Regions from separate parts of the Homo sapiens genome. Here region 2 is linked to region 1. A link is a loop called in an ENCODE intact Hi-C map of the cell type or tissue named here. Cell type or tissue: Caco-2. All regions are shown on one strand. Each heading gives the region's core, and the rest is flanking DNA. Links, peaks and the distances in the headings are about the cores only. Region 1 has its middle 25 kb from the start of AXIN2. Region 2 overlaps CEP112 (centrosomal protein 112).

Region 1 (10,785 bases), core at 3,622-8,621:
CTGTTGGAAACAAACTGCCAGGGAAACTGGGCCTCGTCACCTTTGACAGGCACCTTGGCATTGCCTATCTTGTGCTGATCACATCCTCAGACAACGTTTGGTGGATCCCCATTCTGTACTGCCTCACACACTCTCAGCTCTCTCTCTGTCTCTCTCTCTCTTTTTTTTTTTTTTTTTGATGTTGTTTCACTCTGTCGCCCAGGCTGGAGTGCAGTGGCACGATGTTGGCTTACAGCAACCTCTGCCTTCCGGGTTCAAGCAATTCTCTTGCCTCAGCCTCCAGAGTAGCTGGGATTACAGGCGCCCGCCACCACATCCAGCTAATTTTCATATTTTTAGTAGAGACGGGTTTTCACCATCTTGGCCAGGCTGGTCTTGAACTGCAGGCCTCAAGTGATCTGCTCACCTCGGCCTCCCAAAGTGCTGGGATTACAACTGTGAGCCACTGCGCCCAGCCTCTCTCTCTCTTTCTCTCTCTCACACGCAGACACTCACACACGTGTGCACACACACATGCATATGCTCACACACACACAGATGCTCAGACACACCCAAACCAGGACACCAGCAGCCTGGAAATACCGGACAAGAAAGTGGAAGAAAATATATAATGAGTTTGATAGAACCGGGAGTCCATTTCCTGAGCGAGGGGACTTTTGTGAGTGAGTACAGACAGATAGGAGTGATAACTTTCCTGGCCCTATAAGCCTCTAGCATTTCCATCCCCTCACACACTTCTTCCCTTGAAGTTTCTGTTCTTCACACTTCCTGCTATCTCAGGCTCTTGGCCAGATCTGCGGACTTGAAAGGCACAGCAGAATGGCCTCAAATGTTCTTCCTCCTGGATAAAATGCACACAACCACGCTTACCTGTCTATTAGCGGACTTTCTTCCTATTTGCCTGAAATGTGGATTGCTGAACAGAAGAGGCCCAGGATGAAGTGGGAGAGAGGGACCGAGGAGAAAAATGGGAGGAGTATGGACTCTTCTGGTTTTTTTTTTGAGATGGAGTCTCGCTCTGCCGCCTGGGCTAGAGTGCAATGGTGCAATCTCAGCTCACTGCAACCTCCACCTCCTGGGTTCAAGCGATTCTCCTGCTTCAGCCTCCCGAGTAGCTGGGATTACAGGTGCCTGCCACCACACCTGGCTAATTTTTTGTATTTTTGAGTAGAGATGGGGTTTCACTATGTAGGCCAGGCTGGTCTCGAACTCCTGACCTCGTGATCCACCTGCTTCAGCCTCCCAAAGTGCTGGGATTACAGGCGTGAGCCACCGAGCCCGGCCATCTTCTTAAAGTCTAGCTTAGCGCACCCACCAAGCCTAGTGCACCCACCACCATCTCCCTCCAGGCAGACAGGTTTGATGCATCCCAAAGAAAACTGGCTTTGGTGACCTCAAGTCTGGGCCCATATCCCAACTTCAGCATTTAAAAGCTGTGTAAGGCAGTGGCTCACCTGTAATCCCAGCACTTTGGGAGGCCGAGGCAGGAGGATTGCTTGAGCCCAAGAGTTCGAGACCAGCCTGGGCAACATAGCCCCATCTCTACAAAAAAAATTAAAAATTAGCCAGGCATGAAAGCTTGCACCTGTGGTCCCAGCTACTTGAGAGGCTGAGGCTGGAGGATCGCTTGAGCCTGGGAAGTCAAGGCTGTAGTGAGTTGTGATAGCGCCACTGTACTCCAGCCTGAGCGACAGTATGAGACCCTGTCTCAAACAAAACAAACCCAACTCTGTGAGCTTGAGCAAATTTCTTTTTTCTGATTTTTTTTTTTTTTTTTTTTTGAGACGGAGTCTCGCTCTATCACCCAGGCTGGAGTGCAATGGCATGATCTTGGCTCACTGCAACCTCTGCCTCCCGGGTTCAAATGATTCTCCTGTCTCAGCCTCCTGAGTAGCTGGGATTACAGGTGTCTGACACCACAACTTGCTAATTTTTGTGTGTTTTTAGTAGAGATGGGGTTTCACCAGGTTGGCCAGGATGGTTTCGAACTCCTGACCTCAGGTGATCCTCTTGCCTCAGCCTCCCAGCTGTAATCCTCAGCTGGGATTACAGGTGTGAGCTACCACACCTGGCCTAGCTTGAGCAAATTTCTCACCCTTCCTGGGCTTCACTTTTCCCAGTTGCAAAATGGGAATAAGCCGTTCTGTTACGGGAAGGATAAAAGGAGAAATGGACATAAAGGTCCATGCATACCGCAAGTGACTTTCTTCATCTTAGGGAGTCAGACTGTGGCTGCCTTCCCCTCCCGCTCCCCTCTGGCTTCCTCCTGGGAATATGTCCCTCCCAGGAGGCTGGTGGGGGCTGGGCAGTCACCCCAGGCTAGGGGGGCATCCACCTTGCAAACCCTTCCATAGCAGACTGACTGCTTGCTTTGCAGACTGTCAACGGGCAGCGCAGTCCGGGCCCAGGGAAGGGCTAGTGGCAGCTGCAGCTCTGCGACCAGGCTTGGAAACACGTGTCAAACCCTATTCCAACCAGATGAGGCTGGCCTGCTTCCAATGGCCGCTTTCCATCCAAGGTCTGGCCAAGGGGAGCTTTGCCCAGATCCCCTCCACAGGCAGCCCAGGCAGCAAGTCCTATTTGTTCCCCTGAGTCCTCGGGTCCAGACTGACAAGCTCACCTCTCTATTCCGGAGGCTCTGTTCAGAAGGTCCAAGCCATGAGTCATGCAGCCCTGCACTGCTGGGGAAGGTGGGAAGGGTAGGTGCAGGCTCCAGGGCACACAGCAACTGGAAGAAGCCATCTGCCCATCCTGTAGGTATGGTCCTCTCCCTGACAAGGCTGGTCCTCTCCCTGACAGGCAGGGGAAGGAGCTGGGTAAAAGAAGAGGACGAAGAGATGCTCTCCAACCACCACAACATGGGGCAAACATAGGCCTCCTCCAGCGAAGGGAAATATCCCATATGCAGCAGATGGGCCTGAGGCAGGTGGCCAGAGAGCCAGTGACTTCTCTTTTTGCTGCTTAGAAATGGTGGCTGAAAAAAACACACATGCCACCACCACCCAAAAAAACTAGAGAATGCAGCATACCAGCAAAGAGTCACAGAAGGAAAGGAAATCCAAATGTTTTGAGTTTAGCTATTAAGCATAGTTTCCAGCGAGTGTACTCATGTCTTGAAATGAAACAGATGAAAGCAACATGTGTCAATGGTTGTAGGAAGGCAATAATGTCATCAACAGGAAATAAAGAAATTGAACACTGAAGCCTCAGCCCAGAACTTAACTCTTCTCTTGCCCAGGTCCCCAAGGCTTTCTGCATGAAGACTGAGGACACTTCCTGCAAGACTAGGTCACTGCCTCTCTCCACCTGCCTGGAAGGTCCTTGAGGCACCCCCTGCAAGGATCACGAGCACCTGAGAAGGACTTGCTTTGTTTCTTAAGGGATGTGGCCTTGGAAGAAAGGGAACCCCAAGGGACCCTGGCCCAGCTGAAGAGGAAGCTGCACAGCCTCTCTCTCCATGAAGAGGCTACAAAGCCTTGGCTGTGGGATCACAGTTCCTGGCAGGGACAGTGCTGGCTGCTGGAAGAGCCAGCAAAGCCAAGGCCAACGTGCTGGCACTAAAAGGGCTGGTGGCGCCACCAGGAAGTCCCGCAGGCCCCAGGAGGCTCTGATTGCTGCTCAGGGCCCAGAAGCTAGGAGATCCCTTCTTAGCCAACCCCCCAACCCGAGGCAGAATGCAGAGCGCATACACGGGCCCCTCTGGCCGATCCAAGAGAACCTCAGGAAGAGCAGGGACTTTGGGCCTTGGAAGGTGAGGCTAACGTTCACATGCCTTGAGAGTGGCCGGGATGACTCTTGCAGGCCAGTCTCGCTGGTTGCTTTTATCTCTGATGAATCCACCCTATTTGGCTTTGGGGGTGCCTGACTCACTGTTGACATTGTATGTCACTTGCAAACAATTCATAAAACTTAAATATCAAACAGATCACACTGGATCAAATAGATCAAACAGATCAAGTGGGATCTTGGAGTGAGAGCATTCATGAGTTCAGTTTCAGACCTGGCCTTAGAGCTTTTAGGTCCAGGGGTGCTAGACAGCACCATGGGCTGCACCTGTTCTCTGCATCAGAGTCCTGGGGGAGGTCTACACAAAGCCGGATTCCAGAGCTTTTCTCTGGAGACTCAGGAGGTCAGGCTGAGGGGTCAGCAGCTTAGCCCAGTGATTTTTAGACCACCCTGGATCAAGATAGCCTAAAACAATGGATGTAATTGTCATTACATACAGGTAAAATTAATGGACAGAAATGCCTCAATTCTTTCTCCCATAATTAAGAAAAACCAACCCTAAAAAATATTTGGTAGGTCTTGACACTGAATTCTAGAACAGGATCTTTGGTATTTGCCCAGAAATGTACATTTGGGTTTACTGTACCCATGTGCATTAGTCAGCTTGGGCTGCCATAGCAAAACACCATACACTGGGTGGTTAAATCACAGATATTTACTTCTCACAGTTCTGGAGGCTGGAAGTCCAAGATGAAGATGCTGACGTCTTTGGTTCCTGGTGAGGGCTCTCTTTCTGGCTTGCAGAGGGCTGCCTTCTGGCTATGTCCTGCTATGGCTGAGAGACAGAGAGAGAGCAAGCTCTCTGGCATCTCTTTTTTTTTTTTTTTTTTTAGATGCAGTCTCACTCTTATTGCCCAGGCTGGAGTGCAGTGGCACGATCTCAGCTCACTGTAGCCTCTGCCTCCTGGGTTCCAGCGATTGCCCTGCCTCAGCCTCCCCAGTAGCTGAGATTACAGGCACACGCCACCACGCCCGGCTAATTTTTGTATTGTATTTTTAGTAGAGATGGGGTTTCACCATGTTGGCCAGGCTGGTGTCAAACTCCTGACCTCAGGTGATCAGCCTGCCTCAGCCTCCCTAAGTGCTGGGATTACAGACGTGAGCCACTGTGCCTGGCCTTTGTGTCTCCTCTTATAGGGGCACTAATCCCACCATGAGGGCCCCATCCTCATGACCTCATCTGAACCTAATCACCTCCCAAAGGCCCCATCTCTGAATATTGGGGGTCAGGGCATCAACATGGGAATTTTGGGGAGACAGATTGGGTCCATAGCACCATGTTTCATGGAGCTCCTCTGGGAGCATCACCAGGTTGTTCTGACCCACATGTCAGGTGCCTGCCAGGTGGGCACTGGCTTAGACTCGGGGGCAGTGTCAGCAATGGTCAGACCCGGACTTTTGCTCTTCAGGAGCTCTCATTGTGTGAGAGATCAACATAGAAACAGGGTAACGACCAAGGTGGAGATGTACCCAGGGTGCTAGGGGAGCAAAAGGGGGCACTGAGTCTACTTTACAGGAGATGACAAGGGGTAAAATCAGCTCAAGGAAACTGAGAAGGGCAAACCTGGAAGATGGAACAGCATGAGCACAGGCTCTGAAGCTCGACGCAGCCTTGGGAGAGGGGATGGCTCCCTGTGGAGCCGGACAGTACGTAACCCACAGGGGGCTGTCTGGAGTGGAAGTTGTTGTGGCCAGATCAAGGAGAAACCCAGGGCTCTGCTAGGAGTATGGCCTTGACTTCGCAGATAAATTGTCTTAAACTGGGTAGTGGAGGAGCTACGTAACCTGAGCTGGGTTTTAGAAAGCTCCCTGTTGTGGGCGTGTTGGGGCTGGATGTAATGAGAGGTAGGATTCAGGCAGCAGGGACCCCATGGGAGTCCATTACACGAATGTAAGCGATCATATTTGTTTAGATATTCACATTTTATTTCAGCAACTGTCTTAGATAGGGCTCCCCAGAAACTGACTCTGTGAGGGGAATGCATGTGAATTACTAGGAAAACTGTAAGGAAAATCCTGCAGGGGAGCGAGGGAATGGAAGGGAAGGAAGCCAAGCAAGGCTGTGACACCGAGCAGTGTCCACAGAGGGGGGACTTTGGTTCCACCCATGGGGAAATCTGGAGACAGCGTAGCCCACTGCTCACCACTGTTCTGGCTTGGGGACAAGGGAGCTGGAGGATTTATACCCCAGCATCTGTCCACCACTAGTTAAGGGCTGGGAGGAGATTAAAGGTATGCAGACACTTGCTGCTCTCCCAGTTGCCAGCAAAACACATTCTAGAAGCTTCCACCAGAGAGGCAGCAGGAAACGCTGCGAGTGAAGCAGGAAGAAGCTGGTCTCCAGGGTGGGGTGGGGGTGGGGAGAGAGGGGGTTGGAGAGCAGAGCACTGAGGGCATCTGGTGCCATGTGAGGCTGCCCAGGGACTTCCAGTGCATCTCATGACTAGCCAGGGCCAGCCAGGAATTCCTGCTTGGGAAGTACTTAGTATGGTTCAAATCTAGAATGTCGAGGAAAGCCCAAAACAGGACAGCCGCATCAGCTCCTTTTCCGGGATTATGGGGACTTTATAACTCGAAAAAATTTTTTCCAGCTGGGAGTGGACAAGGGATTTGGCAAGCAAGGAATGACCCCATACTGACCTCACCAGCTAACCGAGAACCACATCAGTGGCTACAATAGGGCTTTGCTGCAAGAATCGGGGCCCATCCAAGGGCTGCCACTGACTGGTTAACTAATGTGGGGAAGGCCAAGTTCCCATCCATCGGTTACTCAGTGCTCTTTATCTCCACAATCACAACGACTCTACCTGCCCTACTCATCTCTAAGATGGTTATAAAGATAAAAATGGGATTCCAGCTTGGGCAAGTTTTCCAAGAATGTTCAAGGCTTGTTGTAAGTCCATAGTATATGCCACTTCTGAAATGCTGAGTAATGTCAGACAAGGGCCAGCAGGGAGAAAAGTGACATTTACTGAATGTCCCCTACAGGTTGGCGGCTGCCTTTGCAAGCTTCATGCAGGTGATGAGAAGGTGCATAGGGAGAACTTTGACCTTCAAGGCTGGATACTGACAGAAACCTTGGTCTGTCCCTGTGGCTGCAGCTATCACTAAGGCATGTGGTCTCCACCCAAAATGCAATTAATCACTGAGCACGGGCGTTACCTCTTCAGACTTGTGAATAAACAGAGATCAAAGACAGCCAGTCAATGAGACTCTGATAGGCCTTTAACCAGGCCCGGTGCCAGCTCGCTGGCCGCCCGCACTCCTGATCCAGCCAGACACACTCAGCCACCCATATGTCAACTGCCTGTCCTGCCCCCCACCCTCCAGGGCCAGGCCAGCCTTCCACAGTGTCCCAGAACCATTGAGCTTCCAGGTTAACCTCTTCCCTGTTATAATGACGCACGGAAGTCACCTTTCTCTTGGAAAACCAGGACTGTGGATGACATGGCTGGGACACCATCCCTTTCCCCCTTCCCCTTGACAGCCCACTGGGTCCTGTCACTGATAGACCCAAAAGCAGAGCATCTCCCTCTGAAACATTCAAATCTGTACCCTAGGCCCATTTACAAAGCTGACTTGTCTGGAGCCTCAAGACTGCAAGAAAACAACGAGACTCTGACTGTAACATCTGAACTGTCAGGGAACGCCTGTATAACCTCTGTCGGCCTCTCTGCCAGGCAGGGTTTATGCCCCACCTCACTGTGGGAACCCTGGTGCCCCAGATGTGGGGATGAGAGTGAGGGGGACGGGGAGTCTGTGCCATGCTCCAGGATGGCCAGGCTCTCCTGGCCACCCCCAGTGTCTACCTCAAAGTCCCCACCCCATTGCACAGCACGGGAACCTGTGCCCACAGCTCTACAGTGTGAGCTCTTTAAGGGCAAGGAAAAGATTCATTCACCTTTGCATTTCCAGAACTTCACCCAAAGCAGGGGCCCAGCACAGGTAGGTGTCTTTCATGCGGGACCCACCACACACCACCGGGAATACTGAGGATCTGAGAGCCTGTGGGACTTGCCCAAGCTAAGCTGGTCAGTGAACGGCAGGGTCTGGACTTGAACACAAGTCTGTCTGACTTCAAAGTCTGGGCTTGTTCCAATACATTACACATATGTCTGAGCTAAGACATCTGGGTTTACAACATCATAAAAATCAAAGGTTGGCAATACGTTCCCAGCATCCAGTTTCACACATGGACCAGTTTTGTCCCAGAGCCAAGGACTGGCGACCCTGGCTTCAGGCACCCCTTTGCTGACAGGAGCTCTGGGGAAGACAGTGCAGAGGGCACTGTCCATGCAGCCTCTCTGGGGGCAAGGACAGGCCATACTACAGATGTTTTCAGTTACCACCAAGTTCTCTCTTCTCTAAGAGGATGTAGGCTGCCTTGTATAATATCTACATTAGTGGCCAGGCATAGCGGCTCATTATAGACATGAGTTACCAGCACTGGGAGGCTGAGGCGGGTGGATCACCTGAGGTCAGGAGTTTGAGACCAGCCTGGCCAACATGGTGAAACCCCGTCTCTAGTAAAAATACAAAAATTAGCTGTGTGTGGTGGCATACACCTGTGATCCCAGCTACTTGGGAGGCTGAGGCAGGAGAATCGCTTGAACCGGGGAGGTGGAGGTTGCAGTGAGCCGAAATTGCACTACTGCACTCCAGCCTTGGCAACAAAGCAAGACCTTGTCTCAAAAAAAAAAATCTAAATTAGCAGATGATTTTCAAAGTTTTTGGATTGGATTGTGGAACAAATCATATCATTTCCCTGTATCAGGCTACATTGAATATTCGCCATAATTTTATTTTATTTATTTTTATTCTTAATTTTGAGGCAGGGGCTCGCTGTGTCATCCAGGCTGGAGTGCAGTGGTGTGATCATGGCTCTTGGCAGCCTTGAACTCCTGGGCTCAAGTAATCCTCCCACCTCAAACCTCCCAAGTAAGCTGGGATGACAGGTGCACACCACCATGCCCAGCTAATCATCAGAATTTTCCAAGAACAAATCAAATGAATGCATAGCCTATCTGTGATCAAGGAGAGTCTATGTTACACACCGCTACACATTACCTGCCCTTCTTCAGGGAACACTCTCTATGATCTCTGATAATCCAGGCACAGTTGGCCACAGTGTTTCTCTTTTCTTTCTTTCTTTCTTTTTTTTTTTTTTTTTTTTGAGATGGAGTCTCGCTCAGTTGCCCAGGCTGGAGTACAGTGGCACGATCTCAGCTCACTGCAGCCTCCGCCTCCCGGGTTCAAGCGATTCTCGGGCTTCAGCCTCCCGAGTAGCTGGGATTACAGGCGTGCACCACCACACCTGGCTAATTTTTGTATTTTTAGTAGAGATGGGGTTTCACCATGTTGGCCAGGCTGGTCTTGATCTCTTGACCTCGTGATCCGCCCACCTCGGCCTCCCAAAGTGCTGGGATTACAGGCGTGAGCCACCACGCCCGGCCACAGTGTTTCTTTCTGAGCTTAAAAAACCAGAAAGGGGGATAAAAGGTTGGAAGTGAAATTTGGTCAGCTAGTTAGATCATGAGTGTTAAAAGGTAATAAAATCAAGGCGGCTGCTGGCTCTGGCCAGAGTCATCTTCCCAATACAGCCTTTCTGCAAAGGTCTGGCAGCTGCAGGGCAGCCACACCACGGTACAAGAGTCAGTTGCAGACGGAGTAGGAGGTCCCCAGCTCTCTCCTGCCCTCCTTTGATTCTTCCACCTGAGGCCCAAGTATGGCTTGTGTCTTGAGATGCTGCAGTCTCTTTCCCTAGGGTACATTTATACTGCTTCAGAGAAGCTTTTGGTGTTTTTGGTTTTTTAAAGAATAGAGACAGAGGCCGGGCATGGTGGCTCACGCCTGTAATGCCAGCACTTTGGGAGGCTGAGATGGTTGGATCATTTGAGGTCAGGAATCAGAGACCAGCCTGGTCAATATGGTGAAGCCTCATCTCTACTAAAAATACAAAAATTAGCCGGGCGTGGTGGCACATGCCTGTAGTCCCAACTACTCGAGAGGCTGAGGCAGGAGAATCACTTGAACCCGAGAGGCAGAGGTTGCGGTGGAGTGAGAATAAGCCATTGCACTTCAACCTGGGCGACAGAGCAAGGCTCCATCTCAAAAAAAAAAAAAGAAGAAGAAGAAGAAGAAATTATTTCAGCCTGACACGGTCCCTCACACCTGTAATCCCAGCACTTTGGGAGGCTGAGGCAGGTGGATCACTTGAGCCCAGGAGTTTGAGACCAGTCTGGGCAACAGAGTGAGACCTTATGTCTACAAAATTTTTTAAAAAAATTAGTTGGATGTGGTGGTGCATACCTGTAGTCCCAACTCACCTGGAGAGGCTGAGGTGGGAGGATCCTTGAGCCCACCTCAAGCTGCAGTGAGCCATGATCAAACCACTGTACTTCAGCCTGGGTGACAGAGCGAGACCTTCTCTCTCTCTCTCTCCCCCACCCTGCCATACATATATATATTGTTTTTTTTTTCCTACAGAGACGAGGTCTCACTCTGTCACGCAGCCCAGGCTGGTCTTGAATTCCTGGCCTCAACCAATCCTCCTACTCAGAGCTAGGGTTACAGGTATGAGCCACTGTGACAGCCATATTTTGTAAGGAATGGAGTGAGGGCTGCAGATGGATGGGCCACAGTCTTCTCAGGTGTGCTGGTGATTGTCTCCTGAGAGCTGGACAGAGGCCTCTGCACTCTACCTGCACTCAGGAAACATTTACAGAATCACACTCTGTGTGGAGCACTGTGTTGCCCTGGTGGGTCTGGGGTGCATTTCCTGGTCCTTGGAGGACTCAGATGGCTCTCTGTAGAAGCCCAAAGGAGGGTTGGTGGGGCTGAGGCATGTTGGCAGTGGTGAAGATATTCTAGTAACCTCCCCCAGCACCCAGCCTTCCCACTGGTTGGGCCTAGGAATGTGGTCAGAGAGCCCTGCCCCGAGTTTGCAGAGAGGCTATAGCTGCCCTGGCAGCTGGTCAAGCATCTATCCATTTCAAAGGC
Region 2 (10,785 bases), core at 2,041-7,040, 70 kb after region 1:
GGAAAGGGCTCTCTTCCTGCTTCCAGTTTACAGCAATGTGTATGTGGACCTCCCCATATGGCCTTTCCTTGATGCGCTCTGGTCTCTCTTCCTCTTTTTATAAAGACATTCATCTCATTATGGGGGACCTACCCTCATGACCTCATCTAGATCTAATTACCTCCCAAAGGCCACCTCCGAATACCATCACATTGGGGATTAGGGATTCAACATATGAATTTGGGAGGGGACACAAACATTCATTGTATAGCAGTGTGCATATGAATTTTCTCAGATCCTTGTCAATAACTCTGGTCCACAGGTGGGGAACCATTGCTTTATTGTAAATGACTTAATTTAAGGGAAGGATCTCAGCTCAAAACTCTCTTTCCATCTGGATTTCCACCAATACATAGGAGGATTAAGGGAAAATAACATATACTTCTACTCCTTGTGGATTATTCAGAAACTGTTCTTTGAATGTCTGGCTTAGCAGAATGTGTTAAGTAAAGTGAGTTTGACTGGTGGGTAGATTGAAGGGGGCAGGAGGAGGGGAGGGAGAAAAAGAGGTGACTTTGGAGCATGGCGTGTACTCTGAGGGAGGGTGGACAAGGGCAGGCACTGCAATTGGCCATCTGGTGTAAGAAGAGTGCAGCAAAAAGACACAGGGCTTCTGAAGGGTGGCGAAGGGCCAGAGGAGGTGGGCAGGAGCTGGGCACAGGAAGGCTTGCTGGGAGGGATCAGATGTAACATAAACAGGAATGTGGAGGATGTTTCTGAGGGATGGGCCTTTATGCAGCCAAACGTTTTTGCATAGGCTTTTTAGGGGAATGAGTATATTTTGGTTTCAAGAATAAGAATGAGGGCTGGGCACGTGGCTCATGCCTGTAATCCCAGCACTTTGGGAGCCAGAGGCGGGCAGACCACAAGGTCAGGAGGTCAAGACCAGCCTGGCCAACATGGTGAAAACCCATCTCTACGAAAAATACAAAAATTAGCCGGGCGTGGTGGTGCGCACCTGTAGTCCCAGCTGCTTGGGAGGCTGAGGCAGGAGAATTGCTTGAACCCAGGAGACAGAGGTTGCAGTAAGCCGAGATTGCGCCACTGTACTCTAGCCTGGCAACCAGAGCAAGACTCCATCAAAAAAAAAAAAAAAAAAAAAAAAAGAATAGGAATGAAAGAAATAGTAGTAAAAGATGATGCCAAAAAAATGCTGTAGTACAGGTGAGAAAATGTACCGCCTTCTAAGAAATTCCATTCTTATTGGGGTTAAAGTATCATGTGTTGCCACAGCAACTGCCAAGAAAAATCCGTTTTAAGAAAGGTGCTCTGCTGCAGAGCTCATGTACTTTGATTCTGAAGTATAAAGTGAAAATGTAGAAATAACTGCAATTTTCTTAACAATCTTAAAAATATTCATTTCCCGCCTTTCTTCAATATCATTTCCTCTTCACTTTCTTTATTCTAACTGGCGTCCTCTCAAACTAAGCGTGCAGCGCAATAGGAGTCCTCCATTCCCTGTTCATAGGAACCGTTCCACCGCAAGGGAGTGAAGCCTGCTGCTTAACAGGCCTGGGACTCCAAGGCAAGCGGGTGGCTGGTGCAGGAAGCAGTTGCCGACCTCTGTTGTTTGAAGGTGGCATGAACTAGTTTCTGGAAAGGGTTATATTTTCAGGACCATTTTCTGATCCTGTGGAGAAAAAGGTGGCTTTAGCATGAGTGAATGGTTCAAACCTAGCACTTTAATTAGGTTTAGGTGCTCTAAATCCAGCTTCAGGTAGTTCAAAAGATTCTCTGACACCAAAAAGAAAACAAAGGTCTGGTAAGTCTGCCTCTAAGGATTCACACACAGAGGAAAGACAGAAAATGGATAACATAGTCAAAGGCCAGAAAATTACTAATAAACTGTCTGAATTTGTTCATGAATCAAAGACTTAAATTCTGAATAAGATTGAGGTTGTCACTGGGGTCGTACCATGGCAGCAAAGACTCAGAAGAGGAACTCGGACAGCGATCCATCCTAAAGCACAAATTATTGCGGAAGCCGGGCCAATAGTGATTGGCAAAGGGAACCTGATAGAAGAACAGGCCCTTATCATAAATGCTTCCTCGGATAGTATCACTCTTGACACTGGAGATCCAGAACCAAAACCTATGATCATTGGCACCAATAATGTGTTTAAAGTTGGCGTCATTCCCAAGCCATGGAGATGGGAGATAATAATGTCATTGAATTAAAAGTGTATGTAGGCAGAAATCTAATATTGACAAGTGGCTGTCTCACTGGCGCTTGTTGCAACCTAAACACTTTTGAAGTCATCCCGGAGAATACGGTGATCTATGGTGCAGACTGCCTTTGTTGGGTGCAGGCTGAGCGACCGCAGCCTCAGACACTACAGCTGGATTTCTCGATGAAAATCTTGCCAAATTACCACCACCTAAAGAAGACTACGAAAGGAAGCTCAACTCCAGTAAAGAACTAAGAACAGTACATGACATGAAGATAACATTTTGTCTTTGACTGCTGTCTTTTGAATGGGCCACAGTGTTTATGTACTCTTAGCAGCTCACAGAATAATACATGTTGACTTTATTTTGTAAAATTGGGTTGAGAGGAAAGTAATGGATTTTCATTGTAACTGTCCTTTATAATTCATGTAAAATGTATTATTTTCCTTTATCCTTGCTTCTTTTCTGATAATTTACAGATTTAGCTTTTCTTTTGTTATATAAACTGCTAGCCACAAATTTTAGTTATGTAAAAGACTACCCATTACAAGAAAGGACATATTGTTATGTATTTATATTCTGGCATAAGCTAAACTGAATAAAAATACTGGTAACAGGAAAAAAAAAAGATTGAGGTTGTGATGTAAAATAAACACATGTGAATATTAAAATTTTGGACAGTATTTTGCATATAAGCAATACCCTTTACTTCCTGATGGAGATGGAAAAGCTAAAACCATATTACAGAGCTCCTATTAATAAATGTGGCCTTGGGAGGTACTCATTTAGAATTTCTCAAGACACATGTAGCGGAGATTTTATTCAGCAGCATTCATTCCAGCATTTACTCCAGCATTATTCACCAGTTTTCTGGTAACTGGAATCTACCCCTCTCCCATTCTCTGACCCACCCAAGGGTCAGGGGTAGAGTATGTGACGGGACCCTAAGGCAATCATCACGTCGCATTATCTGGAGCCATAACTATTGAGGGCCTGGTAACATGATCCAAGTCCAGGTAACCAGAGTCACTGACAGTCAAAGGATGCAGACTCTCTCATCCACTGGACTTTCCCCATTGATGTCATTCTGGAATTGTGACAACCATCTTGCTACCACAGAGTAAGAAGTGAACTGAGGGTTTTGGCAATCCAGGGGAAGAATTGAGAAGTGGAGAAAAATAAACTAAGCCCTTTATCAATCTGTACCTAGAGTTAGCCCTGTCTTTGGATTTTTCAGTTTGGGTTAGATTTTCTGTCACTTGCAACCCAAACGGTCTGAATTGAAACAACATAGAATATGCAAAATATTCACTTACATTTATGCGTGTTGCATCTGTTAGACCAGGGGTCAACAAACTTCAGCCTGCAGACCAAATTTGGGACACTGCTTGTTTTTGTAAATAAAGTTTTACTGGAACACAGCCATGCTCATTTGTTTACTTATTGTCTGTGATTGCTTTCTCATGACAATGGCAGTATTGAGTAGTCTTGACAGAGACCTTATAGCTCACAAAGCCCTGAAACATTTGTTATCTGGCCCTTTATAGAAAGTTGGCTGACCCCTGTGACTAGACCAAGCTCCACTAGGTAGGGACTGTGTTCATTTTGCTGACTGCTATGGCCTCAGCATTTAGCATGGTGCCTGGCATATGGTAGCAACTCAATACAATAAATATTTGCTGATGAATGAACGAATCACACAGAGCTTACAACCTTTGGTGTTAAGTCAGTCTTTGTCTCAAAATGACAAGGTCTTCGGAATGTCTACAGTAAACTCATCACACATGCTCTCCCTAAAGACAAAGAGAAGATTCTGTCATCTCAGTATTGCAGTTCTTAATCAGCACAGTGGCTATTAATAAGTAGGCTGGCTTCAAAGCTGAGAAAGTCGGAGGCAAACACCAGGGCCTACGGGGCTGCTGAGATCAAAGAGGATCTTAGAGATTCACCCCGAAGGAGGGGAGTTGGTTTCATCATGCTCTTTCCTCCTCTGTGCTTCTCCAGTTTACTCACTATCAGACTTTTTATATATGGTTGAGATAGTCAATGACTCATGCCTCTTTTCTTCTAAAACCAAATGCCAGCTCCTTTCTTGCTAGAATATATAATTTTGGTCTCATTTCTAATGTTTTTCTTGTTAATAATAACATTCCTAATATTTTTTCTTTCCTTAGGTTGATATATACTATGAATACTCCATTCTTTTAAAGAAGAGCTGGTACAGGTCCTAAAGCAGTTTGAGCAGTACAGCAATTCTACAGGCATGGGATGAGAAAGGCTGAATGTGGAAAGTCTGGACAGGTACATGTTGAAGAACGTGAATATTTGGAGGACCAAGTTTAAACAAGTTGGAAGGAAGCACCTTCTCTATGTTGCAAGGTACATCCCTGAAAGCGTTTGGGGAAAACCTGGGGGAGGGATAGGGTGTTTTTCACTTCTGTTTACAATGTCTGACTTTCCTCTCAGAAAGAGGGTGACTAGGCCTTTTTGGTTGGGGCTGGACTTCCTAAAAAAGGTAGTTTTCATCAACAAAGGACCAAAACCCCAACCAAAGGGTAGGTGAGACTCTTGAGGTTTATAACTGACTTTGTTAATAAAAGACCCAAGAAAACCTATAGAATAAGGCTGATACTCAGTGAGGCTGATGGGGGTTTTGGAGTCTCCCTGATATTTACAATTTATACATAGAAGTAAGGTTGGAGCACTGGACACATAGCAAATGCTTAGTAAATATTGTTTTAATGAGTAAAAGGCTGAACAAAGTTGTTGTTGAATAGGTAGGTGGCACCTTGAAATTATGGAAGGTAGTAAAGGTTATGTCAACAAATTTAGATTGAATGTAGTAAAAAATAGAAAAAGCAAAGAAAACCCCACATTATGAACACCTTATATGTGCCAGATACTGTATTAAGCAATTGCTGCATAATCTTTTACATACTGTGATGATTCTATTTAATTCTTACATACAATTTGGAAGACAGACATTATCTACTCACTCCATAGAGAAGGAAACAGGTACACAGTGCGTAACTGCTAGAACCACGATTGAAACCTGACATCTAAGCCTGTACTGTGCCCATTTATTACTGGGAGGTGGAGAAGGGAATAGGATTGATCTGGAAATATTGTGATGGAATCTCAGGAGAGGAGATTCTGGGATTCAGGGGGGCAGCTGGGAGCTGCTGGAGTGATCTAGGAAAGTGAGGAACTCCTAGTCTGATCTGAGGTGATGGCTATGGGAAGGTCATAAAATAGAAGCTGATTAATTACCTGTCTCATAGAATAGAAGCAAGAGATGAGTTGTATGAGAATATATGCTTCAGCCATGTGCCTAGAAGAAGGGTGATGTTCCTGCAGAGACAAGGCAATGGGTACAGTACAGGGAGTTGGTCTGGGTGTAAGCAGGACACAAGGTATGTTTGGGGGTTTGCATTTACTTAGTTTGAGGAGCAGAGGAAACATTCATAAGGAAATATGCGAGTAGAGCTCAGGAGAAAAGCAGGACTAGAGGCCCAAGAATCACAGGCCAGAAGAAGAAGCTGTAGCCTCGGGAATGGAAGAGCTCTCTGAAGGGGAAAGGGGAGAACAGGAATGTCCCAGGAGCCAAGGCTCATCTATAAGGGACTTCCACATTTAGGATGTAGAAGAAGGAAGCAGAAGCAGGGAATGACCAGAAATGGCCCCAGAGATGAGACGAAAGTTAGGAGAGCGGGGAGCAAGCCTTTAGGTTTCACAAGGGAAGGAGGGAAAGTAGGTGTTAGGTGCTGCCAAGATCAAGGAAAATAAGCAGAAGACCAGGCCATTTCAGTTGCAGTGAGCCAAGATCACGCCACTGCACTCCAGCCTGGGTGACAGAGCGAGACTCTGTCTCAAAAAAAAAAAAAAAAAAAAAAAAAATATCAGACCATTTCTATCCCCTGCCTTGAATATCACCACCGCATAGGAAATAGAATGGTCTAGATAGCAGATTAATCACGACGGATTTTGGTGATCAACAGTGCTACAGATAAGGGGAGTTTAAGAAGAAATTAATTTGTTGATAAACATATAGTTTCCTATTTTAAAGCAAAACTTAAAAGATCCACATCTAACCTTCAGTTAAATATCGTTCAAAATATCTGATTTAGACAGAGAGTTCTGACCTGGTTTGAGGGCATTTTTCAAAAGAGGCAAGCTACGACTGCTCTTTCTTTTCTGCATATTTAAACTCTTGACAATTATAAATAATCTAAACCTCTCCCTCAAAGTACCAATTATCTCCTTATGTTTGAGAAGGCATGTCTTGCCAGATATGGTATTCTATACAAAACACAAAATAGGAAGACAAAGGCAGCCGTTGTCCCACCGGTGCACCCCGGATTTACTTAGGCAGCTCGATGAACGCTAATGAGGATTTTGTGCATGAATCTCCCACCTTCCAGCTAAAGGGAACTGAGACCCCACAACCTCACAGCAGAACATTTCTTAACACCATTGTAAACACTGACTCCATTCAGGAGTTGTTCACCTTTACACAGCAGAGAGAAAAGAATTTTTTGTTCAATTAAAACTTAGGGAGTGTGACGTCATCAAAATACTTCCTTTAGGCTTTCTGAAAGAAAAAAGCTTATACTTTTTACACGAGAAGTAAAAAGGAGCTTCAGAAATACATAACTGACATATAATAGGCCAGGAAGGGAACAGGAGACATCAGTAACTCCTATGTGGGATAATGGAGGCCATCACAGAGGTGATGAGATTTGACTGGGACATTGAAGAATGAGTAGGAACTTTCAAGATGGATGAGAGGAAGAAAAAACTGCTAGCTGAGGAAAGGGCAGGAAGCATAGAGGTGACTGTGTGTGGCATGCTTAGGGACTGTCACAGGGTAGAGTATGGGTGGAGGTCATGGGGTGGGCAGGGGATAAGTGAGATAGGTGGAGACAAGGTGGTTAGGACTTTGAAGCTTATGCCAAGGTACCTGGGCTTTATTCTGAAGACAATGGAAAAACTAACTCAAGGTTTCTGATTGGAGACTAATATACCTTGATTTCTCCTTCCTTCCTTCCTTCCTTCCTTCCTTCTTTCCTTCCCTCCCTCCCTCCTTCCTTCCTCTTTTTTGTTTTCTTTCTTTTTTCTTTTCTTTTTCTCCTTCCTTCCTTCCTCCCTCCTTCTCTTTTCTCTCTTTCTTTCTTCCTTTCTTTCTCTTTCTTTCTTTTTCTCTCTCGTTCCTTCCTCCCTCCCTCCCTTCCTTCCTTCCTTCCTCCCTCCCTCCCTTCCTTTCTCCCTCCCACCCTCCCTCCTTCTTTCTTTCTTTCTCTCTCTCTCTTCTCTCTCTCCTTCCTTCCTTCCTTCCTTCCTTCCTTCCTTCCTTCCTTCCTTCCTTCCTTCCTTCTTCCCTTCTTCCTTTCTTCTCTTTTTTTCTTCTCGTTTCTTTTTCAGACAGGTTCTCACTCTGTTGCCCAGGTTGGACAGCAGTGATGCAACCACAGCTCACTGCAGCCTCCACCTTCTGGTCTTAGGTGATCCTCCCACCTCAACCTCCCAAGTAGCTGGGACTACAGGCGTGTACCACCATGCCTTGCTAATTTTTGTATTTTTTTTTGTAGAAACAAGGTTTTTGCCATGTTGCCCAGCCCAGGCTGGGCAATCTACCTGCTTGAGGTGAGCTCAAGCAATCCACCCACTTTGGCTTCCCACAGCGCCGCCTGGCCATACCTTGATTTCTGTTACAGGAAGAGAAACCTAATGTCACCATCCTGCTTCTAGTTTTTTCCTTCTCCAGCTGATTCTCCACACTGTTGCATGTTTCTCTAAAATGCAGATCTGATCATCTCACCCCAACCCCACTCCCATATAAAAACACTTCTGTGATTTCTTTCATCTGTAGATTAAAGACAACCTCCTTTGCATGGATCATCTAAGAACCTTCTCATATGGTCTTAGACTAATTTTCCAGGACCTTGTGCTCCAGTAATGACTTGGCATTTTCCCCAAAAGTCCCATGTCATGTTGTGACTCATGCCTTTGCACATGCTGTTTTGTGCTCCTCTGCGCCCTTCCTTCCTCTGAACTGGCTAGAGAACCACTCTCCATTCTTACATAGGACCTTCTCCACCACACCCTCCCACAGCCTTCTAGTCACGGTAACCAACCCTTCCACTAAAATGCCTTGGTATTATGTTCATCTAACAGTTACTGATTGACACTTAAGGGGTGTTTTCTATGTATTAGGCACCATAGTGTACTCTTTTGCATATATTATATTTCATTTAATCTTCTACGAATGCTATATGGTACTTTCATGGCTGTTTACATAAGAAGAAATAGGCTTATCCATAGTCACACAGCTACTTGGTACCTGAGTCAGGACCTGTACAAGGTCTTCCTTACCCGAGAGCCTCCGCTTGTACTTCATTATCAGATACTATTATAACTATTGATTTGCACACTGCTTTCTCCTATTAGACTGTGGGTTCCCTGAGAGTAAGTTCTATGTTGAACCGGAGATCAACGTTATTTCAAAAGTATATAAGATTAAATAATTATTCTTTTGAAGTTTGAGACCATTACATGGACTGTTTTTGCCAATGTAAAGACATTTTTGCTAACCTATTATGTAGGCTGGAGTTTGCATGAAGCAGATCATATACAACCACGTAGACCTGGGCTCACTTCATCGGCATTTCATCTGCTCTAGGTGAGATGGAGAAACGGCAGCCAGTTAGTAGTTCATTTTCCATCTTTCAAGAGAGATTGACATCTATATTTTTTTTACACAGCAGATAAACTGGTAATGAATATATATATGTGTGTGTGTGTGTGTATATATATGTTTATTTATTTATTAAAAAATTTTTTTTGAGATAGGGTCTCACTCTGTCACCCAGGCTAGAGTGCAGTGACGCAATCATGGCTCACTGCAGCCTCAACTTCATGGGCTCAGGTGATCCTCCCACCTCGGCCTCCTGAGTAGCTGGGACCACAGGTGGGCACCACCACGCCTGACTAAGTTCTGTATTTTTTGTAGAGACTGGGTTTTACCATGTTGCCCAGCCTGGTGGTAATGAATATTAACTTGGCTTGGTCCACTTAGACATACATGAAAGGACAATTTCTGTTAGAAACACTTACATAAGAATATGAAAAAGATAAGTACACTGTTACTGACTTAGATAAAACCAGTGCAACCTTAAGAAACAGTACTGGGAGAGCAATAGTCATGTTAGATTGAGCAAGAGGCTGCATCTTCTAATCTTTTTTTCATGATTATTTTCACTAGTGTGCTCTTTCAGGAATGTCTCTGTGCATTCTTTATAAAACTGTTGCCCAGATCTTTTTTTAAATCACATCAAACCAAAAAAGGTCAAATAAAGAGCAGGAAGATTTTGTTCTTTCCGTTGAAGGCATTTCTTTAATATTAAAAATGTACTGAAATGTAGAAATCATATTCTGATGATGTCTGAAAAGAATTCATGGTAAAGAGTAAAAAGACAAAGAAAAAAGCTCTCAACAATCACTGGTGGCTGAGGGCCGCAGTATCCTCATTGGGCCAGCTTTTTTCTTTACTTCAAATGGCAGAAAAAATTCACGATTTACAATTAGAAAAAAAATCCTAAACGTGTGTGGATATTACGATGAATGCCACTCTTCATGTTTATTGGCCCACATGGTAAAACACATTATGGTGAAAATTCCAACTTCATCTATAAGTGAAAACAAACAGAAAGGGCATCTTTTCTTATTCAAATAGAGTTCCAGAGGGTGTGTTTTTGCTTTATTTCCAACCATAAGAGGCTCCTATCTGAAGGATCTTTCTGTGTAGCTTGAGTGCCCAAGTTGGCAACTTAGGTCTCTATAACAATTTCATTCCCTCTCTTTATCTTGAACACGTATTTAAAACTGATGTTGGCAGCAGAAAGGCTAAGATTTTAGGGATAAGGGTACTATTTTATCTTGTATGATGTTAACTTTTTTCATCCAGCTTTGAGAAAATTCTTTTTTTCTCCTTCATTTTGATGAACTGAATTAATCTTGCTTCTTTATGTCCTTAGGAAGCTTTAAAATACTAAGACAGGTGAAACCAAGTCCCTGTACTAAAGGTGGCTTATGTGATCTTTGTCATATCCAGTAATCTTCTGTGATCTTTGTCATATCCAGTAATTTTGGAAATAAAAGGGTTGTTGTATTGTAAACTTAGGTTAATATATACTTTAAATGTCCCTTATGGCAAAGTAGATGTTTGATGGAATGAGAACTTTCAGGAGACTTGCCTGAGATTTTTTTAGTCTACACATGGTATAGCTCAACTTAGTTTGTGGATCACATATGGCAACCATAAGAAGTCTGAGAGAAAAAGGGGGGCGGCCAGTAGAAGGTAGGAGCTCCCTATATTTCTTAAACTATTCTGAGCCAATTGGATGGTAGAGACTGGTGGGTAGTTAGGTGAGAAAGTGCTAGGATGGTGGAGCTGCCTAGGAAACCCAGCCTGCAACCCAGCACAGAACTAGACATCTGCATTTTATGCCAGCTTCCTCCTTTGCCTCCCTGAACAATGCTGAATGCCTAAGAGTTGACCAGAAGTAGCCTCTGTTCTGT

What was found. Peaks named below come from ENCODE experiments on the same cell type or tissue, not always from the same donor. Only the 100,000 strongest peaks of a DNase experiment are listed, where the experiment ranks them.
Region 2: a loop joins it to region 1, with 6 times the contacts of the local background. A loop is called at or near these places in 2 of 110 quality-filtered maps.

Annotation. Positions count from the first base shown.
Region 1 is chr17:65,581,592-65,592,376 of GRCh38, forward strand. No RefSeq gene overlaps it. Among named protein-coding and RNA genes, the nearest start is that of AXIN2, 25 kb to the left of the region's middle. RefSeq lists an enhancer at 1,909-2,443. In Caco-2, for the core only: a CTCF peak has its summit at 6,743; a DNase peak (open chromatin) is centred at 6,860.
Region 2 is chr17:65,652,937-65,663,721 of GRCh38, forward strand. The region is part of intron 24 of CEP112 (centrosomal protein 112); the gene reads right to left. It also overlaps the pseudogene LOC107984971. Among named protein-coding and RNA genes, the nearest start is that of AXIN2, 97 kb to the left of the region's middle. RefSeq lists an enhancer at 4,120-4,169. In Caco-2, for the core only: no CTCF peak of the experiment used is centred there; a DNase peak (open chromatin) is centred at 4,115.